2 separate regions of the Homo sapiens genome follow, and region 2 is linked to region 1. Evidence: read pairs that join two places in POLR2A ChIA-PET (ENCODE). Cell type or tissue: A673. All regions are shown on one strand. Each heading gives the region's core, and the rest is flanking DNA. Links, peaks and the distances in the headings are about the cores only.

Region 1 (16,256 bases), core at 6,904-14,903:
CAACAGAGCCTGGGCAAATAAGTGAACAGTCACAAGTGAGTGACTGAAGCACCCTGGAGCCATCAAATTGTAAAGAAGGGTTTCTATCAGAAAGCTGAAAATCACATACTGGGGGCACAAAGCAGTTGATATTGAAAAACGTCCCTAGGGATCAAGAAAGCATAAAAGTTGAGTCATTTTCCCAAGTCGCATATACAGTAGATAAGCCTATTAAGAACATTGTAAGCTATGCTAATTGGTTCAGAGGTTATATATCTCTTTTGTTTGTTCCAACTGAGCCTTTACACGCTGCAGTGAATTGGGGAAGAAGACAGTGTAATAAATCTAACTGAAACAAAACAGCATTAGGGTTTGAAAGATGCTAATGAGCTGCAGTGTTCCAACTTGAAAACTCCCCTTCCCACCCCCATACCATATAGCTCCTAAGTCATTTCTAACAGCACGGGAAGAAGGCGTTTTTAAAAATTCTTCAACTCCTCATGCTGTTAATTTTTTATTACAGCTAATACTTTTAAAATTAAATCGTGTCATTTGACAGAGTAACACTAATTTAGTCATTTATAATGAAAGCATGTTCTTCTACATATAAAATATTAGGGAAATATTACATTTGCATCTTGTCATTGGAAAACTCAATGAACATTAATTAAATAATGTTTCTTAGAACTTACTATTTTCAAAGTAAATCTGTCCCTACATTTAGAACTGAAGATATATTCTAATTTTGAAAAAAAAAAAAAGAAAAAAGACTGGGTCAATTGATTTTGCTTTCTTATCCTGAGAAAAAGATGAAATGGGACATGTAAATGAAAGCACGACGAAAAGTATTAAGTCCTTTAAAAATGTTAAATATTATTTTGAGATCTTAAGAACCCAAGAACCAAAAGGTACTAAAAAAGGAAATAATGTTCTATCCCTTGCATCAGCAACAGTTAGCTTTGTGTAAATAGCTAGGTAGTGAGGATACTGTGGAAACAATTCTGAATAATTAGCCATACTATCATCGTGTAATTAAACCCTGCAGTGGTTACGTGCATATGTGTGTATTCATTCTATCAAAAGGTGCCCTTACAAAGTAAACATAAAAATATAGCACACTTTAAGAAATCTCAGAGGAACGCCTGGACAACATGTATTAATTTCCTTTGGCAAAAATTAATCACATTTTGTGGTCTGATTTAGATCTTCAGCACATTTTAATTTACCATAATTAAGCTAGAACTGTACACATACTAGGTGGCAAGTACTATATATCTTCAAAAAATAAAAGATGAATATGAGAATATTCATCTCCAGAATCTGTATCATGTGAAAATAAAATGTAAAGTAACATCGAGAGGCCAGGTGCAGTGTCTCAGGCCTATAATCCCAGCACTTTGAGAGGCTAAGGTGGGAGGATCATTTGAGGCATTCAAGACGAGCAGAGGCAACATAGCAAGACCCCCATCTCTACAAAAAATGGAAAAAAATAAAAAATAGCTGGGTGTGGTGATGCACGTCTGTTGTCCCAGCTACTCAGGGAGCTGAAATGGGAGAATTGCTTGACCCCAGGAAGTTGAGGCTGCAGTGAGCCATGATCACATTACTGCACTCCATCCTGGGCGACAGAGCGAGACTCTGTCAATTTAAACAAACAAACAAACAAACAAACAAAAAACCATTGAGGAGAGGAGAGGGAATAGAAAGTGACTGGGTACAGAGTCTCCTCTGGAAGTGTTGATATATTTTGGAAATAGATAGAGGTGATGGTTGCTCAACATCATGAATGTACTGAATGTCACTGAGTCATACACTTTAAAATGGTAAATTTTATGTTATGTGAATTTCACCTAAAAAAAAATTACAGTACTGAACTCTAGTTGATAGAAAGATAGGTGCTTTATACAGAACATTTTGTTTTCGGTCTTGATAATAATGCTAACGTATCATTAGCCCCATTTTCAGATAAGAAAAGCCAAGCAAAAGTGGACACATCTGAACACCACAGTCGACAGATTTTAACTCAAGGCTGTTCACACTCTTTCCCCTCTACCTTGCTGCTTCTTGCTTCTGTGGGAATTTCCCAAGCAGGTGGGTAAGAAAAAACACTCTTGATTAAATCAGAACAGCTTAGCAAAGCATGGGGCAGGGAAGTATACGTCATGTCATGTTCTGAGAATGATAAGAAGCTTAGAACGGTAACAGTTGGGGTAGGAGAGCAATGAAGATATAGCATAAGCAGTGGCTGTGGAGGTAAAGCTTATCAAAGGTCCTCCATGCCTGGTAAGGAGTACAGGCTTTGTCTTGCTACCTACAGCAGTAGTTCTCAAAAAGTGTCTCAAAATCACTGGCAGGTTTCCTAAAGTACAGATTTCTGATTCACTTTGTCTAGGGTGGTGTCTGAGAATTTACATTACTAAACATTTACCAACAATGTTGATGCTGCTGGTTCAGTGACTATAACTTAGGAACTTCTGGCCTATAGAATAATCAGAGGTTTTTAAGTAGAAAAGGAACATGATTTTATGAACATATATAACACTATATATGGAAAAGTTATCTTGCAGTGGAGTTACTAAATCCCTTCCCTTCTGAAGTTGGTATTTATCAGGAGGAAAAGCCTTTGTACCACTTTTTCTGTGACAAAGAGCCTAGCTCTCACTTGTGTTAGTTAGTAGTAGGTCTGATTCTTATATCTGAGAGTATCTGCCTGTCTTAATTTCACCATTCATTCCATAACTTATGGAAATATATATAACATTTGATTTAGGACTGGTAGCAGAGAATACAGACAAGATTATTGCAATGTCCAAAGTAAAAATAAATAAATAAAAACTTAAAGTAGGATAACAAAAATAGGGTTTGGAGGTAGGGATGTTATGACCTACAGCTATATCAGTAAAAATAAAAAACCTTAGTAATACGGAAAGATAAAAAGCTCAAGAATTGGAATTACATAGTATGGGAATATAATTTTTCTCAAAGTAGTGACTGATTAGAGGAGAAGTCATGTAGAAAGAATAAGCTATGTCAAAGATAAGCTATGTTTCCATGAAGGAAAAGCAGAAAGGAGAAGCATCTGGTCCTACAATACAGAAGCCCAGAGATGATGCTCACCCCCATCCAGGTCATATGGATGAGCTCACTCAACTGGCTCCCCTAAACAGGGGTAAAGTGGCACAATAGCTCCCCAGCAATTATAACACTCTGTTCGAATATTTCTTTTTTAAAGGGAAAGAGGCAGGGAGGTAAGCAAAAGAAGAATTTTTTCTTTTTCTTTTTCTTTCTTTTTTTTTTTTTTTGAGACAGAGTTTCACCCTTATTGCCCAGGCTGGAGTGCAAAGGCGCGATCTCAGCTCACTGTAACCTCCGCCTCCCGGGTTCAAGTGATTCTCCTGCCTCAGCCTCCTGAGTAGCTGGGATTACAGGCATGCACAACCACACCCAGTTAATTTTTTGTATTTTTAGTAGAGACGGGGTTTCACCATGGCCAGGCTGGTCTTGAACTCCTGACCTCAGGTGATCCTCCCACCTCGGCCTCCCAGAGTGCTGGGATTACAGGCATAAGCCACCGCGCCCGGCCACAAGAAGAAATTTTTCAAACACATTGAGTCTGGTCCAGCAATTTACTTCTTCCCAGGAAAATCAACATCCTCTTCTTGTGAAGAGAATTCATAAGAATAGTTTTTTAAAAAATGCTATCAAATGACATTTCCAAACCAAAGCCAAACAAATTACTGGCATTTTGAGAAATTTCAAATATTGACTCTCTCAAAGAGGGACAGTAAACTGTAAACAGAGACAGAACCAACTCCTACAGGCCCAATCCACCCCCTCACAATTACAGTAATGAAATCCTTGGTTCAAAGCCCTGGGCTCAGCATCTGAAAGCACAAGACTGTCCATGACAACATGGCCATGGACAGTTTACCCATCTTTTTTTTTTTTTTTTTTAAGAGACAAGGTCTCACCCAAGCTAGAGTGTATGGTGCAAGGAACCTGTGAGCTCAATTCATCCTACCTCCTCAGCCTCCTAAGTAGCTGAGACCACAGGCATACATCACCACACCCAGCTAATTTTTTCTGTTTTTGTAGAGATGAGGTCTCACTATGTTGCCCCAACTCCTTGCCTCAAGGAATCATCCTATCTTGGCCTTCCAAAGTGATGGGATTACAGGCATGAGCCACTGTGCCCAGATAGCTTACTCATCTTTACTGAGCAGCTTCCTCCTCTGTAAAATGAAAGATAACATTAATAGTACTTGTCTTGCCTACTTTACCAGTTAGATGTGAAAAGCAAATATAATAGAACACAGAAAGCAAACTGAGGGCATAAAGCAAACTCTTAGTCTATGTATTCCTATCATGATCTTACAATAGATTCAAGGTTACATTCAAAGAGGGAAGATGAACCAAATGTCCATCAGTTAGGATTCTTCCTATAGTATTAATAACACAAGTTTCTTTAGATTCTCTGCCTTTGTTCACAGTTCACTGTTTCATCAGAGGTGAACATGAATCAGAATTGTTTGCATATTCCAGTAGAGAGCCTGGCTTAGTCTATATTTCTATATAATTTAAATCGGGTGGCATTTTACTTCAAATAAATATTAATCATACCAGATGAAAGGACAAACTCTAATGAATCTTTCCATTGTTCATGTTGCTAATTCATCACGGGAATATTAATTCATAGAACCCATTAAGCTGTGTGTCTGCTTATATTGTTTTAAATGTTTCTTAACCATTATAGTATACTTAAGCCTATTTGTTCCTCCCTCTTTATTAATAACCTCTAAAATTCAGCATACACACAATTAGACCCCACAGGTTGCAATTCTCTTTTTTCCCCTGACACAGTTCTAGATGGTCATGATTGCTTGGCAAAGCTCCACCTCCTACACCTGCAATTCACAAGATTAGAAAACCCATTTAACTTTATCGTACATATCAGACACTGGTTTCAAAACGACAAAAGCGTGAATCTGGAGACTTGAGGAAGCCATTTGGCAAAAGGAAGCCGAATCAAAAAAGTATTACCTCAAAGAAGCATCCCTAAATGGGTTAGGAGGAGCTGGTGACAGACAGAAGTAGGTAACAGGTTTTCCTTTCTTTTATTTATCTATTTTTTGAGGCAGAGTCCTCCTATGTTGCCTGAGCTGTTCTGAAACTCTTGTGCTCAAGTGGTCCTCTGCTTTGGCCTCCCAAAGTGCTGAGATGACAGGCATGAGCCACTCCTCCAGGCCAGGCTTTCCTGTAAAAGTCCATTCAGAACCTCTTGGTTCTGAAAGTGAAGAGAGAGAAAAGCTGCAGGAGTTTAGAACTTCAGCACCCTGGAAAGAGAAGAAAAGCAGAGTAGGCCAAGAACCTAAGAGCAGGGCAGTGCTTAAGGTGAGTGCAAGGAGATGTTAAGGATGTGATTATACATTCTCCAGAGATGAAAAGACCAGGACATTAGCTCCTGAACATGAAAAAGTTCTGGGAAGGCTGTGAGGGAGAGAAAGGTAAGTAAGGTAGTAAGTTTTTTCTTATCCTTCTAGGAGATTGTAACTAAACAAATTTAATTAGGTAAAGAGACATGCAAAATATAAGTGGGGAGAACAGACATATTTACCCAGCATTGTTAACCCACCACTCAAGCAACCCCACTGTGCTCTTATTGCTGTTCCTAGGCTACCAAACCTTGCAGTAAAAACTTAAAAATCATGTACCCATGAAAATTCAGTCAATTTGTGCCATCTAAATTCAACTTCACTAGTAGTTACCAATAGTTGCAATGATGTAAGAATTTAGAATATTTCCATTGAATTTGTAGAAAAATACTTATTTCCCTTACTCTAAATATTTATATAAAGGGTCAGAAGGTATATTGTAATATCATCTCTGTACTCAAATAGCATTGCTATAACTTACCCCTAAAATAAAAGATGTTGCCAAAATAATACATATTTTTATTAAGTCATATTTAAAATATAGTAGCAGATCTGACTTTTTTAAAGAAAATCCATTACAGTCGTTTTGTAAGGAAATCATTTAAATGTGGGGACACTGGAAAGTCTATTCTCATCTCACGCCAAAATACCACTTTTGGAAACCACGTAACCACGTTCTTAAAAGAGGACATACATTCTCAAGATGAAGTAAGGAAAGAAAATTTTAGCCTACTGGTGGTCTAAGGACATTTACTTTTTTAAAATTATTATTATTATTATTATTTGAGATGGAGTCTTGCTCTGTCACCCAGGCTGGAGTGCATTGGCGTGATAGCTTGGCTCACTGCTACCTCCACCTCCCAGGTTCAAGCGATTCTCCTGCCTCAGCCTCCCAAGTAGCTGGGACTACGGGCACACACCACCACGCCTGGCTAATTTTTTTGTATTTTTAGTAAAGACGGGGTTTTGCCATGCTGGCCAGGCTGGTCTCAAACTCCTGACCTCGTGTGATCCACCCACCTCGGCTTCCCAAAATGCCGGGATTACAGGAGTGAGCAACTGCGTCTGGCCAGGACATTTAATTCCTAATATCTGTTTTTAATCCGCTAAGAGTATTACAGAAATACAAATCCATACTGACATCATAAAATGAATTAGGTCAAAGATAATTTTAATGGATAAAGATTTTAAGAAGTAAATCTAACTTAAGCAACTGTCTGAAAAAGTTTAGCAAACATTTCAGAGAAAAATATACATTCATTTACATATAACTAGGTTCTGTATTTTTTTCAAATCCTTTAAGAATAAAGTCTAAACCTCATTACAAACAATTCCTTAAATATCCCCTTTCCAACTCAGAAATAGTTAAAACAACAAACAAGCTATCCCACATGTAAAATGGAATTCAGCTCAGAAAATAAGTCCAATGACATTTCATAAATAATGTCCCTTAGCCACCTCATTAGACTCACACCATCTAAAATTAACTCTGGGAGAAAAAAACATGAAAGATAGAAAATGATAAAAACTGCTTTGTCTAGTAGATAGTGAAAATATAAATATGAAAAAGTTTCACCAGTTTCCATACTGGGTATGATAATTAAAATATGTAACCCTAGCCCCCAACGAAAACACAATATTTGATAGAAACAGCCTGATAAAGCTCTCTGAACAAACAAAATAGTGTGAGGGCTACATACAAACTGTATGGTTATATAGGCTCCTATAATTAAGCACTTTTCATTTTCTCTAGCTTGTAATAAGAAAGTAGGTATGCATGAGGAATTTATTTTAAAATGCCATATACATAAATCAACTACAGCATAGCTGAGGAGTAAAAATGTTCTAACAAAAACAAAAACTTTTATTGTAAGATCCCTAGTACATGGAGTGGTTCCGACTTCACAGTACCCCAACAAAGACTAAGGAAAATCTCTTGTTAAAAGCTCTAAGGAGCTGGAGACACTCTCTTCAAAGATGCCAGGCCCAGATCACTGTTGAGACAAAGGGAAGAGATGTACCAAGCAGTGTTCTAATCAAGGAATTCCCAGTAATAAGAGTCTAAAAAGTAAACATTTAACACTAGTTCATCAGTGTTACTTCAAAATAATGGCAGATGCTCATTTTTTTACCCCAAATTTAATCAAATATATTTTTTCACTATCAAAAAATACCAGCCGGAGAAGTAATTTTCAAAGTACAAATTGGAGAAAATTAAGTCAGCACCACTGATCTCTATGTCAACGTGAATAAAATGACTACAATACAAGGAATCACTTCTGAACGGTGAGAGCCATTACAATTTATTGGGCAACATATAATGTACTATACCTTGTGATACCTTTCCATTATTGCCTTATACCATTATTTAAACTGGGGGAGGGGAGACTAATCATTTATCTTTTCAGGTGTGTGTGTCATCATTTCTCAACTAGACTATAATTCCTTTGAAGAAGGAAGCTAGAAAGTAAGATGTTTCCTTGCATTTTTCTTTCTAACACTTTACACCCATGCAGATACATATTAGATGATTTTCTCTATGGCTTCTTAGTGGAAAGGAAATCTAAGGCAATAGAACACAGGGAGATCAAGAAAAGAAAGACATCAGCAAAACACAAATCAAGTAATCAGAGCCAGTTAACCTTCTGTATTGTTCGACAGGCAATGAAAAACACTTAAAAGACTGTAGCCCCTGCAGCAACCAGAACATGGGAAGAAATCTAAAAATCAGAAAAGGACACAAAACAAAGTAGTCTTGCCACACTTAGAATTTCAACATACTTAAATCGAGATGGTGACATAAACTTCTACCCAGTGCCTTTTACCCATTTAGCAGCTATTTAACAAATATCTGCAGAAATGAACCAAATCTTTTAATGGACAAGGATAATCTCTGAATCATGGTCTCTAGAATCAAGGAGACTAGAGAATTCCAAAGTGACAAAGGGAACCATGTTTCAGGATTGTAAATCAGGTTAGACAGTGAAAGACTGCCATTTTAATCTTCGATATCATTATTTTATTGAGGGCATTTGGGATTTGAGAATGAATGTGGTAATAAACCATTCCTTTTGCTGCTGCCCTATCTTGTGAAGTCTGCTTAAATTATGCAGTCCAACAACAGGCAGACAAATATGAATGGACATATATTTTGCTAAATATATTTTCCTGTTTGAAAACAAAGAGCTTTACTGCCAGCAACTTGGTAAACTAAATAAAAGTCATGTGATACACAGAAAAGAAAAAGTTACATTCTCACATTCCAGTGCTCTAATAATATTCCCTGGTTTGTTTTTATTTTGTTATTTGTTTCTTTTGTGTTTGGGGGGGACGGGGGGGGGTTGTTTGTTTATTTTGGATTAAAAATTAAAATAGCTGAAACCAGAAAGAATAAGAGGGCTCAGGATTCAGCATAGGGTAGGGAAATTCCTTCCCGACTGCATTTCTCAATCCCTTTGGTATCAAAGTAAAATGGAGTTTTCCCGCTAAGTCTTTCTCATCTAATGTTTTAGTGCTCAAGAGATTCCCAGCAGCTTCCGGGTCTAAAGAGAGGCCTCAAAGTAAAACTGAGTTCTTTCCCATTGGCATGGATCTCTATGAATCCTATACATGACTACATCTTTAAGAGAAGCAAAAACTATTAAGAAAAGTCTCTTCCCTTCTATGCCAGGTAATAGCCTTCAGTTGTTCACTCTTATTATTCCCAATTGGAAACTGAACAAAAAGACACAGAAATTGTAAACTAAGCTATTTTCTGAAAATTCTAAAGCCTTTGGAACCAAAACCAAACAAACAAAAACAAAACAAACAAAAAAAAGACACACACGCAAGGAAATCAGTGAAACTCAGAAAGCTGCAGGGCAGAATTCTGTAATAAAGCCAGTGTTCTCCACCAAAAAATTAATATGCTGTTAACTCCAGCTGAAAATACGCTGGAAAAATTAAAACCTCCAAATACAAAAATGAAGCATGGAATTGCTCTGACAACATACCAACCCCACATTTCCTAACCACTTTCAGACTTCAAGACGGAAGTTAAAAGGAAGTTACCCTTCGCCTACAAATAGAGGTGGCTTTAAGGTGAATGAGAAAGAGGAAAGCTAGAAGTCTTGCTTCCTTTTAATGTTCACAACTTCAGCTTTCCCACTGGCAGTAAAGCAGGAAACCAGTCCCCAGTATCAAATTGTACCCCTCTATTTTCTACAAGGTAGGAGGAAACACCGATGTATCAGGCCGTGCGATCATAGTAATTACATGAGACCTAATACCCAACTCCATGTAGGAGATATACTTAACCATAATATACCATGTCAATTTCATGTATCCTTTCCACTTAATATGCAGGTTCTCCCAACACACCTTCTCTAAGATATAGTCCCCTAGCCAATGCCTTTCAAAGTGGCTTCCACATGCCAAAAAAGGAAAGAGTTGCACAAAATAATTAACTGGGGTATGGGAAAAATATCTGGAACTTCTATTTCTGTCACATTATTCGGGTTTCCATTTATTTTAGACTTACAATATTCAAAATATACTATTCAAGTATTATTTGTGTATATTTTTAAATATATATGTAGTATACATGTGTTTTGGAATGATGATGTGAACTGGTTAAAAAAAAGAACCACTCCAGTTTACAGCAGGCCCACTCTACATATTCATGTCTGCTAATAATTAATGGAAAATATAGCTATAATCAGAATTCTCATCATCCATGTACTCCATTCTACAACTTGTAGAATATTGTTATAAACATTCTCATGTATCACAATCTTGGACATAGCAGGCAGAGAGAGGTGCAATCCCATATTTCAACAATTGAGCAAACCAAGACTAGGAGAGAACCATTTGAGGTTGATTGCTGCTTTGATCCTCCTCCTCCCCACCCTTCCCAGTTGCTCCTCCATTCCTTCACTTCATTTACTGCAGAAGCTTGTACCCTTGAGAAAAAAATCACCCCCTTGAGGATCCTTCAAATGGTGGAGAAAATAAGTAAGCTAAATTCTTCATGAAATGACAACTTAGTAGGAAGCACTCTTCCCCCGGATTTGCATTAAACACATAACCATGCTTCCGGCCAGATTTTAAACCCAGATGAAATCATAAATGTAAATCCTCCACTTAGAAGAATGTGAATTTAGGCATAAAGAAAGATCAGTAACCTACTGAAGAAAAATCCACAATCAGAATCTTACAGCTGGGACACATTTCTACTCACTGGACTACAAAATATCCTAGTGTCAGATCAATGGCAACAAAAGGGAAGGTTTGCCTCCAGCCAACCCCTTTTTATATGAGAAGGAGACAAGAGGCAAGGGAGGATCTTCAGGAAGGCTTAGAAGCACGCTGTCTGCCACCCCCACCCCTCTCTCTCAGACACACACACACACACACACACACACACACAGAGGCATATACCTTCTTGTTAAAACAGCTACAAAAAAATTATTTAAACCTACCCAGCACCTACACAAAAATAGGTTTATCTTCTAATACTATGAATTGTTCTAAGGACTTCTATTTAAATGGCCAGCCCTACTTGCTTTTTTAAATACCTATTAATTTCCCTCAAAGTCCAGGAAATTATTCAAACTCATTTAGCATCCAAGTTCATTTGCCCTTAATTGAAGCATTTCTAATCAAAAATTCTAATGTACCCTGTTTTCATTGTGAAAGAAACTATATAAACAAGTTTATCAAGCAAAGTAGCTTGTCAACATTATATTTATTATACCCATGAAAGACTAAATGAAGGCATTTCCCTCTATAAACTCCATATCTTGTCTCTGTGCAAAAAGGAACATTCAATAATTTTTGTTAATTTCATTGCAATAAATGTCACATTATCAAAATTAGGAATAAAGAGGCTACTTAGAAGTAACTCAAAGGCACTGTGCATCACACAAGCCTTGAATCATAACGCCACAAATAGCCATCCACATTGTACTTAGTCTAGAAAAGGTAGAAAATATCAATGTCCATAGGACAGAGATTTATTTTCATTATCCTCTTCTTGGAGATAGTGTGGTTCAATGACTATCCAAACGCTGATCTCAGAAGTTCTGTTTCAAAATGTGCCTTTGTAATCAGCTCTCCAAAGTGATCATGAGTGAGATCTTTGACTTGTACAAACATCAGTTAATAACTTCATAAAATTAGGCAGGAGGAGTATTAGAGACAGTATTGGCCAAAGAGCTCTGTTTAGAGTTCCTGTTCCTTCCTTTATCCAAACACTAGGAAGGCTAGCAAAGCTCTCAGCTGAAATGAAGATAAAATGTCTACTGAATAAAGCCTGTAATCAATTCTGAGACCTATATTTAGTACCATCCGATACATATCATACATAAGAGTCCACTGAATTTTTTCGTTTTGTTCAATCAGTTTAATCAAACAGTAGATAAACATAATATAAATATTTCTTAACCTGGGACCATTTAACTGTCCTCTTTTTAAACACTCTTGCCCTATCTTTACCCAGTGTTCACAGTGGGAGGAGAGGCTGAGATGATCTGTTTTTTTAGGACCTCAAAGTTAAGTTTTCCTAAGAAGCATCCAGCCATCATTAGGAAGCATCAGAGTCAAATATTCAATCCTTCATTGTTTATTTATTTATGTTAATGGTGTGACTGTTACATATTTCTAAATAAATAGAAGTGTGAAGAGGCTTTTCTCTGCGGATGGGGGAGGTCTTCAATTCTACCAGTTTAGCTTAGGACCACCAATGTGGTCTTTGGGGAAGGCCCTGCTTTCTAAAGCACACAGTTGTAAACAGCAACTGGTTGAAGGCCTAATTAGCATTAAACAGGCCCCAGGAATGAACAGCAAGATGACAAGGGTCACTAAACTAAAGAGGAGGTCAAACTACCCCAGCCCCTCAGGACAATGCCCAAGGTACCCATGCAAATTAGAGAAGCAGCCTAGGCATGTAGAGATGAGCAGCAGCATTAAAACCTCTAAGCCGCCTTTCACTTTCCTCTCCAAAAAAAAAAAAAAAACAATAATAATAACAACAGAGGAAAGAAAGAAAAAGAAAAGAAAACCAAATGGCCTACTTCTTCTGTGTAGCATGATACGTAATTAGTAATCACTTCTGTCCTGGAGAAACAACAAATAAAAGGCAGCTAAGAACATCGCAATGGCAACCAAGAAGAATTACAGAATACAATTAGCATCTGTGTTAAGATGGACAGCGGTTTTCTCCCACAACATCCCAGTATTTCCACCACAAAGAGGAAATCTGTACAACCAACTGCCAACTTGTAGATTTTTTTTCTGCTAAAAAAAAAAAAAAAAAAAAAGAGCAAACTCCACACACATACTCTATTCAAACGTGACAAAGAACCCTTTTCTTAAAATGTACTACAGGACTGTTGGTTTTTCCATTCTCCTAGCAATAAAAATTCTTTCTTCTTCAAATTACTGCAAGATAATTGCAGAAATTTGATTTTGAAAAGTTTGAGAGATATATTTTCAGCATTTTGAACCCTATTAATTTTGATCTACTCATCAACGATACTCTCGTGTCCTATTTTGTTTGTTGTCTTGTTTTTAATCCTGCTTTTGCTCAAATCCATCTTGGGAAAAGTTTCAGCTACTCTGAATGGGAAGAGATTTTATTATACCAGCAATGCATTTAAGGTAAAAAAATATCTAAAACTGCAAAAGCAACATTTTTCCAAGATAACTCAAAAAGAAACTGTAGTTTAGAAAACTCAAAATAAAAGCTAACATTCATTATTCCAGCCCTGCTTTCTAAAATAAAAAGTTGTCTTTGTAACAAAAACATGAGACATAACCCTATTAAAAAACCTCTTCCACACCACACTGCAACTAGAAAACAAAAAATATTTGCAACCAGAAAGCTCATTAAGCCAAATTAAAAAAAAAAACAAAACTTCTTACATGTTGAGAAATTTTATTTAAATACACAATTGACATTTTGTGTCACGTGCCTTCTTTAAGATTTGCCTCTGAGAATACAAACACATTTTTACCACCAAACGAAGTGTTAGTTCAAATTTCTCATGACGCAAACATTTTTTTGTTGTTGCTTATGAAGAGACTTTTTAAAGCACATTTCCTAATCTTTCTTTTCATTTGACATAAGAAGCAAAGAAGCATGCAAACTAACTTTGTGAACTTCTCTTGTATGATATTACTTACGCTTTTAATATATTCACATCACAAGGTATCGGTATGATACATTTTATATCATGTGTTTAATCAGGTCTGCATAACATAAACACTCAACAAAAAAAAAAACTGTTTACTGTTGTGAAAATGAAGCAATGGGTCTGATATTTTAGGGAAGTTATCAGAAAGTTATCTATTCTCTGTTTCTTGCAAAAGGGAAAAAAATAAAGTATGCTATTTCTATTTGAAGCTGGAGAAAGCTATTTTTCTTAGATATCAGAATGGTCAGTTAACCTCATTTCATAAGGAAAATGAGCCAGGTATTTTCATTCACTGTAAGATTATCCACAGCAGGCATGCAAGTTTGCATTAAATATTAGCAAAAATCTTATACTGTGCTTTGTTCAATGCATTAACAACTGAATTATACAACTGGCGTGGACGTGCTAAAAGGCAAATAGAAAAGACTGAGAACAGATAATTAGTAAAACTATAATCTTTCCTGTAATTAAATATTTACAAGTAAATGGTACAAAAAATACCTAAAAAATACCCATCTTTTAAGGGACAGCCCCTACTCTTGAAGTAGCAGTCGAATGGATGAGTCTCACTTAATGCCGTAACTCTGGCATGTAACATCATGAGAACTATGGCTATTTTTTTTTTGAGACGGAGTCTCGCTCTGTTGCCCAGGCTGGAGTGCAGTGGCATGATCTTGACTCACTGCATCCTCCGCCTCTTGGTTCAAGCAATTCTCCTGTCTCAGCCTCCCGAGTAGCTGGGACTACAGGAGCATGCCACCACACCCGGCTAATTTTTGTAGTTTTTAGTAGAGACAGGGTTTCACCATATTGGTTAGACTGGTCTTGAACTCCTGACCTCAGGTGATCCACCTGTCTCGGCCTCCCAAAGTGCTGGGATCACAGGCATGTGCCACCACACCCAGCCTAGAACTATAGTTATTTTGTTTAACAGCTACACTAAGTTAAATTGTGAAAAGATGCCATCTATTATCACATCTTCACTATTCTTGGTTACAGTTTAATCTATACTTGTTGATCATAGAATAACAGAGATATTAATCATAAGTTTATCTTGGTAGGTTTTACAATGTACAGCTGTGCCCCAAATATCAAGTTTCTAGTTATAATAAATGTGAGTTATACCTGAAAGGCTTATCGCATGAAACATTCTTATTTGCTATCTGAGTGACATCAGAATGATTTATTTAATATATCCTGACATCCCCTGCCTAAATCCTTCAGTTCTCTCCATCGGCAAGCCCATCAGCCTCTGCCCTCACCAACTTTTCCCACTTCTGCCCCCACCATCAGATATCATCACCTAGCACACGCTCAACCATTTCAGACTTCCTTACACTTTCTACCCTGCCGTGATGTTGGGATTCCTTGCCTTTGCATATATTATGCTCTGTCTGGAATGCCCTCCTCTGCCACTATTGTTTGCCCAGAGAGCTACTCAGCCTTTAAATTTCAGGCTGTGTGAGATTTTTTTTTTTTTTTTTTTTGATATGGAGTCTCGCTCTGTCGCCCAGGTTGGAGTGCAGTGGTGCAATCCTGGCTCACTGCAACCTCCACCTCCTGGGTTCAAGCAATTTTCCTGCCTCAGCCTCCCAAGTAGCTGGGACTACAGGTGCATGCCACCACATCCAACTGATTTTTTGCATTTTTTTTTTTTTTTTTTTTTTTTTTTTTTGAGACGGAGTCTCGCTCTGTCGCCTAGGCTGGAGTGCAGTGGCGGGATCTCGGCTCACTGCAAGCTCCGCCTCCCGGGTTCACGCCATTCTCCTGCCTCAGCCTCCCAAGTAGCTGGGACTACAGGCGCCCGCCACTACGCCCGGCTAATTTTTTGTATTTTTAGTAGAGACGGGGTTTCACCGTTTTAGCCGGGATGGTCTCGATCTCCTGACCTGGTGATCCGCCCGCCTCGGCCTCCCAAAGTGCTGGGATTACAGGCGTTAGCCACTGCGCCCGGCCGATTTTTTGCATTTTTAGTAGAGCTGGGGTTTCACTGTGTTAGCCAGGATGGTCCTGATCTACTGACCTTGTGATCTGCTCGCCTTGGCCTCCCAAAGTGCTGGGATTACAGGCATGAGCCACTGGGCCCAGCCATGAGAATTCTTAATTGACTGACAACCATAATAAAAAGAACCTTCCAGTTTAATACTTAGCAAATCTTATTTCAAACTTTGTCAGAAGGATGAAATTGAAGAACAGGGAAGATGGGGGACAGATGTAAAATGTTCAATATTTAAAAAAATAATAAATTATTTGCTTCTCTGTGTTCATCACATCTCTAGTCATGATTGGGGAATAATGAAACTTTAGATATGCTCTCTGCCCTTAAGCTATATATGATATTGTTGGAGAGGTGAGAGACTATTGTACATAAAATAATTAGCAGACCCTAATAAAATCTGAGCAAAAATAAAAGACTAGAGTAATACTGAAGAATATTTACATAGTATTTTACAATGCGAAGAGTAATCTTTATATATGACCAAATTTAATCCTTGTATCTGGGTGAAAAAATGTTTCATAATATACCCAAATTACTGAAAATAAAATTGAGTCACTAGATTATGAGGTACAGCCCCCACAAAGAGAGCAGGCAGAGGACAGGGGCCTTGGAAGAAAGGGAAGCATCTGGGCAGGCAGAAAGAGAGAAAATGGCAAATCGTGGTGAAAACCA
Region 2 (13,538 bases), core at 1-8,000, 56 kb after region 1:
TGCTTTTGCTGTATCCCATATTTTTCTTCACTTTGCCTAAAATAAAGCCTATTATTTATAGTAATAGTCTAAAACTTTCAATAAATTGATAAGTAAACTAATTATCAAGTATTTCTATGTCGGCTTTCTGATGCCTACAGTTTTGTTAAGAACAAACAGCTATAAATTCCTAGCCAAAAATTCCCACTGGTCTAAAATTTGTATATGGCCTACTAAATACTTCTCATAAATTATGTCATGACAGCATGTTATTTCTACTTACTGAACATATTACTGTACTCACACTAACGTATAATTTTCTTTCTTTAAAAGATGAGAAAAAACTCTAAATTCATACTTGCCAAATCTTAAAACCACAGGGCCAGACACTCTGGAGCCCCACGTTGGCAACCTACGCAGAAACATTTGCTCAGTTCAGCGATAAGCCTGTTAGGTTACGCAACACAACCTTTTGTGCTACACATTACACAGCAAATTTAAGTTGTGACAACTATCAAGTGGTATGCTTTGCAGACTCTGAGACAATGCACATTTGCAAAGGTAGCAGCCAATACTCGATTTTTTTTCATTTGTTGAATGTATAAACACCGATAAGTCTAGCACTTGATTCTAAATTCTCCAACTGTAATTACAAACACATGTGCACATTACATAGCTACAGATGCATTTAAAATAATTACCTTATTGAAGATGTCTGCTTTTCCACAAGCTACTAGAAATAGCTGCTAGCTACTCTGAATCCAATAGTTTTCCATGTGCAAACACATTAATCAAAACGACTTATATACTTGAAAAAGCAGAATAGCTATCCATATACCCGTTTGATTTTACCTCTCTAGAAAATTGTATCTCACAATTTCTAAGTAGATCCTACCTTGCTAGTGTGTCCATTGGAATTCGAAAGGACAGGAGCCCACAATAAGGTAAGGTTATTGATGTACGGCCACAACTTTCTTTTCAAGATGGCTCCATCAAACCTATTTTCTCATTCCACTGTATCTGATTTAGAGATTACTTAACTACCTCACTCTTAACTCTTAAACTAGTGTCTTCAATAAAAATATGTGATACACAACTGTACAAAACAGTGTGCTAAAAGTGCTAATCTCTGCATGGATTCAAGAGAATGCTCAGTAGTCACAAAGCACTCACAAATCTAACTAGAGTCAATGTTGTTTAAAGTGGACATAGAAGCATGTGCACCTCCACTTCTTTTTGGAGGGCACATACTGATAACTAGCAAAGCTTGAACTCAAGTCTGAGTGACCCCCAGACTACACTCTTATTATTATTCCAATAGCAGAAGAAAAGCCCAAGAGATTAAAGTGGTTGTTTTTTATATAAGATAGGGAGTGGATGAGGTAGGGTCTGCTTTTTTTTTTTTTTTTTTTTGAGAGACAGAGTTTTGCTCTGTTGCCCAGGCTGGAGTGCAGTAGCGCAATCTTGGCTTACTGCAACCTCTGCCTCCTGGGTTCAAGCGATTCTCCTGCCTCAGCCTCCTGAATAGCTGGGACTCCAGGCACGTGCCAGTGTGTCTGGGATTGGTAGGTTCTTGGTCTCACTGACTTCAAGAATGAAGCCACAGACCCTCGCAGTGAGTGTTACAGTTCTTAAAGGCAGCGTGTCCGGAGTTTGTTCCTTCTGATGTTCAGATATGTTCGGAGCTTCCTCCTTCTGGTGGGTTCGTGGTCTCGCTGGCTCAGGAGTGAAGCTGCAGACCTTCCCGATAAGTGTTACAGCTCTTTAAGCAGCGCATCTGGAGTTGTTCCTTTCTCCCAGTGGGTTCGTGGTCTTGCTGGCTTCAGGAGTGAAGCTGCAGACCTTCGCCATGAGTGTTACAGCTCATAAAGGCAGTGTGGACCCAAAGAGTGAGCAGCAGCAAGATTTATTGCAAAGAGCAAAAGAACAAAGCTACCACAGCACGGAAAACGGCCCCTGCGGGTTGCCACTGCTAGCTTGGGCAGCCTGCTTTTATTCTATCTGGCCCCACCCACATCCTGCTGATTGGTCCATTTTACACAGAGCCAATTGGTCTGTTTTACAGAGAGCTGATTGGTCCGTTTTCACAGGGTGCTGATTGGTGCATTTACAATCCCTGCGCTAGACACAAAAGTTCTCCACTTCCCCACGAGACTAGCTAGATACACAGTGTCCACACAAAAGTTCTCCACATCCCCACTAGATTAGCTACATACAGAGTGTCGATTGGTGCATTCACAAACCCTGAGCTAGACACAGGGTGCTGACTGGTGTATTTACAAACCTTGAACTAGATACAGAGTGCAACTGGTATATTTACAAACCCTTAGCTAGACATAAAGGTTCTCCAAGTCCCCACCAGAGTAGCTAGATACAGAGTGTCATGGGTGCATTCACAAACCCTGAGCTAGACACAGAGTGCTGATTGGTGTTTACAAACCTTGAGGTAGATACAGAGTGCCAATTGGTGTATTTACAATCCCTTAGCTAGACATAAAGGTTCTCCAAGCCCCCACCACACTCAGGAGCCCAACTGGCTTCACCCAGTGGATCCCGCACTGGGGCCACAGGTGGAGCTGCCTGCCAGTCCTGGGCCTTGCGCCAGCACTCCTCAGCCCTTGGGTGGTCGATGGGACTGGGCACCTGGAGCAGGGGGCAGCGCTCGTCGGGGAGGCTCGGGCCACGCAGGAGGCCGCAGGGTGAGGGCGGAGGCTCAGGCATGGGGTGCTGCAGGTCCCGAGCCCTGCCTGGCGGGGAGGCAGCTAAGGCCCGACGAGAAGTCCAGCGCAGCTGCTGGCCCAGGTGCTAAGCTCCTCACTGCCCAGTGCAGCGGGCTGGCTGGCTGCTCATAGTGCAGGGCCGCCGAGCCCATGCCCACCTGGAACTCGCGCTGGCCTGCAAGCACTGCGTGCAGCCCCAGTTCCTGCCCACGCCTCTGCCTCCACACCTCCCCGCAAGCTGAGGAAGCTGGCTCCGGCCTTGGCCAGCCCAGAAAGGGGCTCCCATAGTGCAGCGGCATGCTGAAGGGCTCCTCAAGCGTGACCAGAGTGGGCGCCAAGGCCGAGGAGGTGCCCAGAGCAAGCGAGGGCTGTGAGGGCTGCCAGCACGCTGTCACCTCTCACCACCATGCCCAGCTAATTTCTGTATTTTTGGTAGAGACAGGATTTCACCATGTTGGCCCGGCTGGTCTGGAACTCCTGACCTCAGGTGATCTGCCCACCTCGGCCTCCCAAAGTGGTGGGATTACAGGAGTGAGCCACCGCGCCCAGCCTGGGTCTGCTGTTTTCCATTAAAAGCCTTCAGGTACTTTTGATTTTTCAAATGAGAAAGATCAATTAAACAAAAACAAAAACAAAAAAAAACCTTTTTATAAAAACTAAGAAACTTAAATAATCATAAATTAATTTTAAGTAAGAGTTCCTCCTATTGTATACCAGGCTCTGGGGTACCAAAAATAAAAAACAGAATAGGACTCATCTCTATTACCTAAGCTCTCACAAGCAGAGGGCCAGCAGAGAACCAGGCACCCTACCTAACCAAGTAAGCAGTTGTTGGGGAACAGCAGTGGGGCCTGCCATTCCCAGCTATTCTAATGTGCGCAATTCTAATGTGTGCATTGCAAATGCTTGAAACTGCCTGGTACCACAGGAAGAACAGTGTAAGAGAGGAAGACTGCATATTCAGCCATGGCTCTGCCACGATGTAAGGGACCTCATATCCTTGACTTACCCTCTTGAAACTATACCTCAAGAGTGTTAAAAGGAGACACCAAAATAACAGACATGAAAGTGCTTACCAGATATAACCTGTTCAGCTATCTAGTAATCTGCCATTTCCTTCTCTCTTTTTTTTTTTTTTTTTTTTTGGCCTTTCTTAGACTATCCTTCAATTGGTAATACTTTCTAGTGGAGTTATATAATGGAGTGGTCTCTTTCCCTGCACCCAGGTTTCCAGGTGAAAGTTGGATTTCAAAAGAATTTTTTTTTTTTTTGAGACACTCTCACTCTGTTGCCCACGCTGGAGTGCAATGGCACAATCTCAGCTCACTACACCCTCCGCCTCCCAGGTTCAAGTGATTCTCCTGGCTCAGCCTCCCGAGTAGCTGGGATTACAGGCCCACGCCATCATGCCTGGCTAATTTTTGTATTTTTATTAGAGATGGGGTTTCACCATGTTGGTCAGGCTGGTCTTAACCTCCTGACCTCAGGTGATCCACCCTCCACCGTGAGCCACCACGCCCAGCCTTAAAAAAACAGAAAATTTTAAGTTATGAATCCTCTAGTCTTGGGAATGATCCCAACCTTTCCAGTCAGGGGTCAGGGTAGCTCTGGAAAAGATTCAGTCTCACCAATAACAGAGAATCATATTGAAAATCCGAAGCCCAACAAGCAGAATACAAATGGTTATATATGTGATGTAATTTTAATCTCAGTAAAATAAATATATCGATACATACACGGAAAAGGAAAAAAGACTAGAAGAAAGGTTAAGACTGATTCTATACTGAGGTGGTAGAATTACAGCTTAATTATTCTTCTTTTCTATTTTCTATAATGGGAGAAAGAAAATAAACATTATAAGTTTTCTGGTTGTTTTTTTTTTCAATTAGTTTTAAAGTTCCAACACAAAAGATCAGAATTAGAAGGGGAACAAAGAAAACATCTAGTTTTCCTTATTTAACAGGTCACTCAACTGTGGCTCAGGAAAGAAAAGGGGCTTTTCTAAGGATACACAGCAATTCAAAGGCAGTACAGTAGAATTGGTTAAGGGTACTCTATTTGAGCTCCAAGCTTGGCTTTGCTACTTTCCTTTTTTTTTTTTTTTTTTTTTTGAGACAGAGTCTTGCACTCTCGCCCAGGCTGGAGTGCAGTGGCGCCATCTCAGCTCACTGCAAGCTCTGCCTCCTGGGTTCACGCCATTCTCCTACCTCAGCCTCCCGAGTAGCTGGGACTACAGGCGCCCACCAACACGCCCGGCTAATTTTTGTAATTTTAGTAGAGACAGGGTTTCACCGTGTTAGCCAGGATGGTCTCTATCTCTTGACCTTGTGATCTGCCCACCTTGGCCTCCCAAAGTGCTGAGATTATAGGCGTGAGCCACCACACCAGACTTGGCTTTGCCACTTTCTAGCTATGTGACCAAAAGGAAAATCCCTATCATCTCCAAGCTTCAATTTCCCTATTTGTAAAACATGCAAATAACATAACCTTCCTACCAGCATCACTGAAAAGTCTCTGGTGGAGAAAGTATATGTAAAGTGTCTAGCCCAACACCTGGCACATAAGAAAAACACAAAGAATGTCTTTTTGCTAGGAAAAAGAACCACAAGTGTCATTACCATCTCATTATCATCTGGTAGGTATGCTTCATGCATACTATTAAGTCATCTATGATGTACCCTGTGTTTTTAATCTTAATCTGTGTTGAGAACTAAACTGATTGTTTTTAGTTTGCCCAAATTCCTATCTGAGGGGTCTAGGGAGTCATGCCCTACAAATCATAAATTCTCATCAGATGGGTTTATTTCACCCTATATATCACGGCTTACTTTCCAATCTGACTCTAGAATAACATTATGTGACAAAGAAAAAATCAAAATATTTTACCCCAAAACATGTTTCTTTGCCTTATTTTGAAATGGCCCTGCAAAGTGGTCCTTTGTGGGGGAAAATTTGCATCTGTAAAGAATCTCTATTAACATAACTAGATCATTTTCTTCCAAGCCCTCCCAATCTTGAAGAGATTAACTGAGAGTCTAGCACCTTTTAAAGGTGTGAAAGGGAAACATTTGTCACCTCTAAGGGCAGCCACTATGAGGCTTCAAAAGAACCTTGGTCTCCACAGTCTTTTATCTTAATCCGAACATTTCCTTTCTATTAATCCCAGGTCTTTAGACAAACCCAACCCATTGTAAACTAGAAAATGTTTAAATTTACCTATTACCTGGATGCCCCACCCACCCCTGGTTTCGAACTGTCCCATGTTTCTGGACCAAACCAATGTATTTATCAAGTGTATCTGATTGACATCTCATGCCTCCCTAACATGTATAAAACCAAGCTGCACCCCAACCACCTTGGCACATGTTCTCAGGACTGTGGGCTGTGTCATGGGCCATGGTCACTCATATTTGGCTCAGAATAAATCTCTCCAAATATTTTACAGAATTTGACTCTTTGTTGATAGTGTGCACCATTAACAATTGGGATTTTATTTTTCTTTTTATGATATCAAAGTATTAATGGAAATAAGAATCTTGTAGACTATCCATCCCAAAATGTGATTCATAAACTGTAATTTCAATTTTCTAAAGTGACCTGTCCAATAAAAAATTAATATTAAAAATAAATTCACATCTAACAAAAACTCCTTTAGGCATTAGAAGCTGACAGAAAATATAAAATAAGTCTAGAAAAGTGACTGGGTCAAAAGAAAACTTACTTTGGTTATACAGATTAGCAAGGTATTTTTGGAGGAAAAAAAAGTATCCCCTAACCCTCCACTTCCAAACCTGGATATCTGGATGTCTTCTAAAAATATTCTCTACTGATAGTTTTTTTGTTTTTTTTTTAAGACTTTTTAAAAATCAACACTGTTGAAAAAGGAGAAAGGCCTCTTAATCAAAATCAAATTTATAATTTCTTACTCTCCTACTGCTAGAAAAGAATGCTCAGAAATTTTGGATAATTAATAGGACAAGCTCTCAAAAATTTGAGGTGTTCAGCCTACAGTGATCAGCCTACAATTACCTTCACATCCCCTGATCGCCTGATGCCCTACAGCCTGCATGTATCATCCCTCACAGCAGAAATGTGTTTATTGTACAAACATAAAATTGTCACCAAGGTCATGAAGTCACACAGTATTTTCTATGGAAAAGTATACTGATACTGCTATCTATAAGAAACAAAATATAAGACAGTAACATTATTCAATAATGGCCATGTTTTCAGAGAATCACACCAACCTATTTTGAGAAGACGGAATGATGGAAAATAAACCTGACAACTGGTTGTAAGTCTTTCCAAGTTGTATTAGTCCGTTTTCACACATCTATAAAGAACCACCTGAGACTGGATAATTTTTAAACAAAAAAGTTTAATTGACTCACAGTTCCTCAAGCATGGGGAGGCCTCAGGAAACTTACAATCATGGTGGAAGGTGAAGAGGCAAGCACCTTCTTCACAAGGCAGTAGGAGAGAGAGAGCGCAGGGGAACTGCCACTTTTAAACCATCAGATCTCATGAGAACTCACTCACTATCACTAGAACAGCATGGGGGAAACAGTCCCCATGATCTAATCATCTCCCACTAGGTTCCTCCCTCAACACGGGGGGTTATACATATACAATTCGAGATGAGATTTGAGTGGGGACAGAGAGCCAAACCATATCACAAGTCTAATAAGCAGCATTAATTGTTATGTTCCTCCTATTTAAAACCAACATCTCCCTTCATTCCTCATAATGTAATGAAGGATTCTTAATGCATGCCGTGGTACTCACATTTAGGGCTCCAAAGTTAATAAATGATTGTTTCTGAATTTCTAGTTTGCCTTGCACAGTCTCAATGCCCTATGCTCAAACGTGAGCTGTGTCAGAGAGAAACCAGACAAAATTTCTTTCCCCAGGGCATCTTGCAGATATTATCTCTAACTCTTAAAACAAATCCAGAAGTTCTTTGTATCCCCATTTTACTGACAAGGAAATCAGAAGTCAGAAAAATTAAGTGGTTTATCCAGGGTCACCCTGGATAAATGACAAAATGGGGCTGAATTTCAGGTGGTTCTTTTGACAAAGTGGGGCTGGAACTCAGGTGGTTCTTTAGCTAGAAAGCCAATACTCTGCTCACACCAGCAGCCCTGTAGTACACAGAGTAGGCTAGGTGTGTTTTCAGAAGTCCTAGATGCTTTGGAATGTACTCTAGCCTATGCTTTGGTTTGGTAATGCAGGAAAGGCCATATAGGTTGAGCATACCAAATCTGAAAATCTAAAATCCAATATGCTCCAAAATCTGAAATATTTGAGTGCCAACATGATGCTACAAGTGGAAAATTCCACACCTGACCTCATGTGACAGGCCATAGTCAAAATGCAGGTACAGTTTATTCAGCATTCCCAAGAGAAAAATAAAATTACTTTCAATCTATGTATATGAGGTGTACATGAAACATAAATGAATTTCATGTTTAGACATAGGTCCCATCCCCAGTACCTCATGATGTATGTGCGAATATTCCAAAATCCAAAAAAATCCAAAATCAGAAATATTTTTAGTTCCAAGCATTTCAGGTAAGGGAGAGATAATAAACCTTTATTAGATCTTAACTCTCAGGAAGCCTTGCATAACCATAACTAACAGGGCTCAGAAAGCTGCGGTTGGAGCTCCTAAATTAAAATAGAAACTGTTACACCTCAAGCTTTCCAACCACTAGGAGAGTCCCTGGTTTTGAGTAGGTTTATTGCACCACTCTCATGATCAAACCCTCTCCGACACCAAACTATGAGCCTGAGGGCCAATAATTACTATAGTTAAAATCGTCTCTTTACTTGTGTGATTATGTTTCTCCTTTAAGTCAAATGATGATCAACTGAATCCTAATTTATTGATGTGGCATAAATGTAACTAATGAGTGCCTACTATGTGTCAGGCTCTGTGCTAGGTACTATGAAGCTATGAATAGACATTTTTCCATGAAAAAACTACAGTTTTACAGAAAAGTTGAATGGAACATGTTAAATCCCAATGACAATAACTTGAGGCAGAAAGGTTGAAATCCACTTTGTTTCTTAAGATGGATTTTACTGACACTGAGTAAAATCAAGGGGAAAGACCCAGAATTTTTTAATGTTAATGAAGCTACTTTTTCTTTAAAACTATCTGTTTCTCTGTTTAGTAAATCAGATATTCTTGAGGCAGCAGCATTCTGAGATTTCACATTTGTATTTATTTTGTTATTGTTGTTGTTGAGAGGGAGTCTTGCTTCATTGCCCAGGCCGAAATGCAGTGGGATGATCTCAACTCACTGCAGCCTCTGCCTCCCAGGTTCAAGTGATTCTCCTTTCTCAGCCTCCCGAGTAGGTGGGATCACAGGCGTGCACCACCATGCCCGGCTAATTTTTTTTTTTTTTTTTTTTTTTTTTGAGATGGAGTCTCACTCTGTGGCCCAGGCTGGAGTGCAGTGGCAGGATCTCTGCTCACTGCAAGCTCTGCCTCCCGGGTTCACGCCATTCTCCTGCCTCATCCTCCCAAGTAGCTGGGACTACAGGCGCCCACCACCATGCCCGGCTAATTTTTTTTTTTTTTTTTTTGTATTTTTAGTAGAGACGGGGTTTCACCGTGTTAGCCAGGATGGTCTCAATCTCCTGACCTCATGACCCGCCCACCTTGGCCTCCCAAAGTGCTGGGATTACAGGAGTGAGCCACCGCGCCCAACCTCACATTAGTATTTAAATCATTCTTTCACAATTTTAGGGGAAAAGAAAGGCAAGTAAGAAGTAGTATGTTTCTGTGTGAGAATACTACTTAAATCCAAGTCCTTTGATTTTTCTTTTTTAAGTCAAAAGCTGATGCATAATTCATTAGGAGTGTCTTTATAATGGCAGAAATGGGAGAGCTGGTGAACAATTTACAAAATACACACAGAATAAAACCTTACAGTTCTTCCAGAAGCAATCCAACAAAAGTGAAACATCCACAGAGTATATGAGAAAAATCCCTGATGATGTCAGAAGACCCAGATTCTAATTCTTGCTAGAGGACAGACTCAGGTAGGTCACTGTCATCTCAGGATCTCAATTTCTTCATTTCTAAACTGAAGATAATATTGCTTGCCCTATTTATATCACATAGTACTCATGAAGAGGCAAACACAATTGTGAATGGAAAAACACTTAGAATAAAAGGTTACATGCTACGTAAATAGTCACACATATTATTAAAGAAATCTCAGAAATTTAGTCAGGGCAAGACACTGACTTTTCCATAAATATTTAAATAGCGTGCATATTTTAATCTCTATTTTTGCCTTCTCTCATCAAAATGAACTTGGAATTTTTGTCAAGGAGTTTGCTAAATTAGTCAGTTATGCTCTTACTCCATTATTTTTAGAAATTATCTCAGTTAACTGTTGGATGTAGTGGGTCTTTTTCAGACAATAGGTTCACTGCATAATGGGAGACACAGTTCCTATTCAGCAGCAACTATAATAAAGAAGTCTTATTTCTAGTTTTATTTTTTAATTTTAGTAGTTCAAGTGGCTAAACCATAATTTAATTCAGAAAGAAAAAAACAAAATTAAAAAAACAATTTAAACTATTATAAGGGCAAAAGCAAGCAGAAAATCTTATTTCCTTCTCCTTTGTCAATATTTTCTGGTCCATAGGAAAACTGCAAAAATATGAGCTTCGTCCCTAACCAGGTAGCATCCCCTTATAAACCGACCCAGCAGCTGCCACTGACAGACAGCATGGGCAACATGCAAGTAAATACTCTTCTAGAAGAGTAACTTTTATTTACCAGAAACTGGATGGAGGAGGAAGGATGATAGCTGTTTACAGATTAAACCCAATGACTGTGTGCCCTTTCAAATTAACTTCATTTACAAAACCTGTCGTTAAATGTAATCTAATTTAAATGTGTATCAGAACCACTTATATTTGTAAATCCTTTCTTGATGAGCAATTAGTTCTAGTCTTGCTTTCCTTTCTTGATCTACTTACAGCTAAAACACAGCAGAGGTGAGAAACATCTGTGACATCATTCTTTGCTGAGTTTTCTAGACCCAAATAAAATGTTTTTTCAACCAGGCCATTGGGAATTGGACAAGACAAACAAGCCAAAATCTAGAGCTTTTTGCTTTATTCAAGATTCATAACTACATGACAAGAAAACATGTGAAAAGACGTTCAAAAGTACTAATCATCAAGAAAACATAAAACAACGAGATAGCATTTCATACTCACTAGAATCAAAGACAGATAACAACAAGCGCTGGTGACATCAACACTGCTGGTGGGAATGTAAAATAAGGCAGTCACTTTGGAAAACAGTGCAGCAGCTCCTCAAATGATTAAACAGATAATGATCGTATCTGCAGTTCCACTGCTACATATATACCCAAAAGAATTAAAAACAGGTTTTCAAGGAAAAACTTGTAAAATATTGTTCAAGGCAGTACTATTCATCCACAATCACCAACAGGTGGAAACAACTCAAATGGCCATCAGCTGATGAAAATATTTAATATTTAATATTTAATATAAAATGTTTAATATTCATACAATGGAATTGTATTTGGCTATAAAAAGGTATGAACTACTGATGCATGCTACAACATGATAAACCTTATAAATATTTTGCTAAGTAAAAGAGGCCAGTTATGAAAGACCACATATAATTCCATTTACAAAAATATTCTAAAACATGCAAACTTATATAGACAGTATATTCGTGGTTGCAGAGGGCTGGGGTCGGGGACATGAAGGTATAGGTGGGTGATAGCTAAAAGATACAGGGTTTCTTTTAGAAGTGATTATAATATTCTAATCATTGTAGAGACAGTCACAGACACCTGTGAATATACTAAAAACCATTGAGTTTGAGTTTAAATGGGTGAACTGTATATATGTGAATTATGTATCAATAAACCTGTTCCTCCTCCCAAGAAACAGACAAAAAAACAGAAAATATGCAAGTGTAGAGATCAGTTAAATGAATAATTGCACTTCAAAATTGGCATCACTTTAATTGCAAATATTTAATTATAAAAAGTTTCAACAAACAAATAAATTAGTAAAGACTACTGTTTGCCTAGCCTGTACTATTTGCCATGAACTTACGTTTCATTTCAAACTCTCGTAGCATACAGAAAACATTTCCATTATGCAGTTAAGTAAGAATCTACGAGAATGCATAACTTGCCTGTGGTCACAACAGTTAGAAAACCAAGGGAATCAGAAGATGTATCCAAGGTTACTTGGGGCCAAAACTGTGCTCTTTACCCTACACTATGACATTACGAAAAAAAAAAAAAAAAAGACAGAGAGACATAGAATCATGTTTCCTCAATCAGGCATATGCCCAAAGGAAATTGCTACATGAGTAATTAGGTATAAAAAAGGAAAAGGCATTTGCTCACAGTTGTACCTGTGTTGCATGATATTTTCACTTATTCACTAATAACTATTTCCCAAGAGTCTACCATCTGCAAAGTAAGAGTCACTAAAATTTTTAAGTGAATATTTTACTGATTTTCAGTCTTTGCTTATTTTGTAACTGTGCTTAATGATTCAGGGTTATTTAAAATATAATCATCCAGGCTGGGCACGGTGGCTTATGCCTGCAATCCCAGCACTTTGGGAGGCCAAGGCGGGTGGATCACGAGGTCAGGAGTTAGAGACTAGCCTGGCCAAGATGGTGAAACCCCGTCTCTACTGAAAATACAAAAATTAGCCGGGTGTGGTGGTGTGCGCCTGCAATCCCAGCTACTTGGGAGGTTGAGGCAAGAGAATTGCTTGAATCTGGGAGGCAGAGGTTGCAGTGAGCTGAGATCGTGCCTCTGCACTCTAGCCTGGGTGACAGAACGAGACTCCGTCTCAAAAAAAAAAAAAAAAAAAAAAAAAATATATATATATATATATATATATATAAAATCATCTAAAGCTGTAGAATTGTATTAAGCTCTATATACTAGCACCCAGTTTTCTGAATATATATGTTAAAAGGGAAAAGTACTGCTTCATTTTTATAATCAATAGGATTAAACTCTACAGATTATAGAATGGGCATGAATGTGGTATCTGTAGGGCTAAATCCTAAATCCTATGTTTAATCTGTTTATTTGGATCCACAATTTCTATATGAATCTTAATAAACTTGTCTAAAACTTCCTATTTTCCTATGGTATACTACCAACTTCCATTTTCCTATGAGGAGTTAAATTTCCACAAACATAAAAGTAAAACATATCAGAAATAATAGGGCATGGGTATGTTTTAGAAGTACCCATTGAACCATATGAATTTTTGCTCATTCTTAGCAGGCAAAAATGGCCCTGTCATGTGGTTCAACCTACACATAAGAAAAACACATCTTCTGAGTTCAGGCTTAGTATTCAGATGGTGAGCCAACCCTTGACGTTCACAGTATCCCAAAAGCTCCAACACCAGGGCACAGGGGCCCAGGGTTCAAATATGGACTCCGTCACTTAATAGATTTGTGGCCATGAATACTTTATGTTCTGGGCTTCTGCAGCTTCCCTTTCTGAAACCTGGGAATTAAAACCCCTGCCTGGATTTACAACGGTGATATGAGGATCTACAGGTATAATTCAGGTTTAACTGATTTCTAGCATTACCATATGTAGTTAATATTAGTTCATGTCTTGCTTAGTTTTGCAACTTCCACAATACCCTGCAATGTGAAAGAATAGATGGAGCAGTTTTTTGATTTTTGCTTTTTAATTGGATTAGATGAAGTTTCAAATCAAGCCCAATAACCAGTTTTGTGTCTTTATGGATACTGCCTAATTCTGTGTTCCTTAATCCATTTATGCCAGA

The links. Peaks named below come from ENCODE experiments on the same cell type or tissue, not always from the same donor. Only the 100,000 strongest peaks of a DNase experiment are listed, where the experiment ranks them.
Region 2: POLR2A ChIA-PET joins it to region 1 with 9 read pairs; 4 of 35 experiments call an interaction of 5 or more read pairs at or near these places.

What each region holds. Positions count from the first base shown.
Region 1 is chr12:82,777,853-82,794,108 of GRCh38, reverse strand. The region is part of intron 1 of TMTC2 (transmembrane O-mannosyltransferase targeting cadherins 2); the gene reads right to left. Among named protein-coding and RNA genes, the nearest start is that of TMTC2, 99 kb to the right of the region's middle. In A673, for the core only: no CTCF peak of the experiment used is centred there; a DNase peak (open chromatin) is centred at 10,468; H3K27ac peaks cover 899 bases.
Region 2 is chr12:82,718,151-82,731,688 of GRCh38, reverse strand. The region is part of intron 1 of TMTC2 (transmembrane O-mannosyltransferase targeting cadherins 2); the gene reads right to left. Among named protein-coding and RNA genes, the nearest start is that of TMTC2, 38 kb to the right of the region's middle. In A673, for the core only: no CTCF peak of the experiment used is centred there; a DNase peak (open chromatin) is centred at 428; H3K27ac peaks cover 447 bases.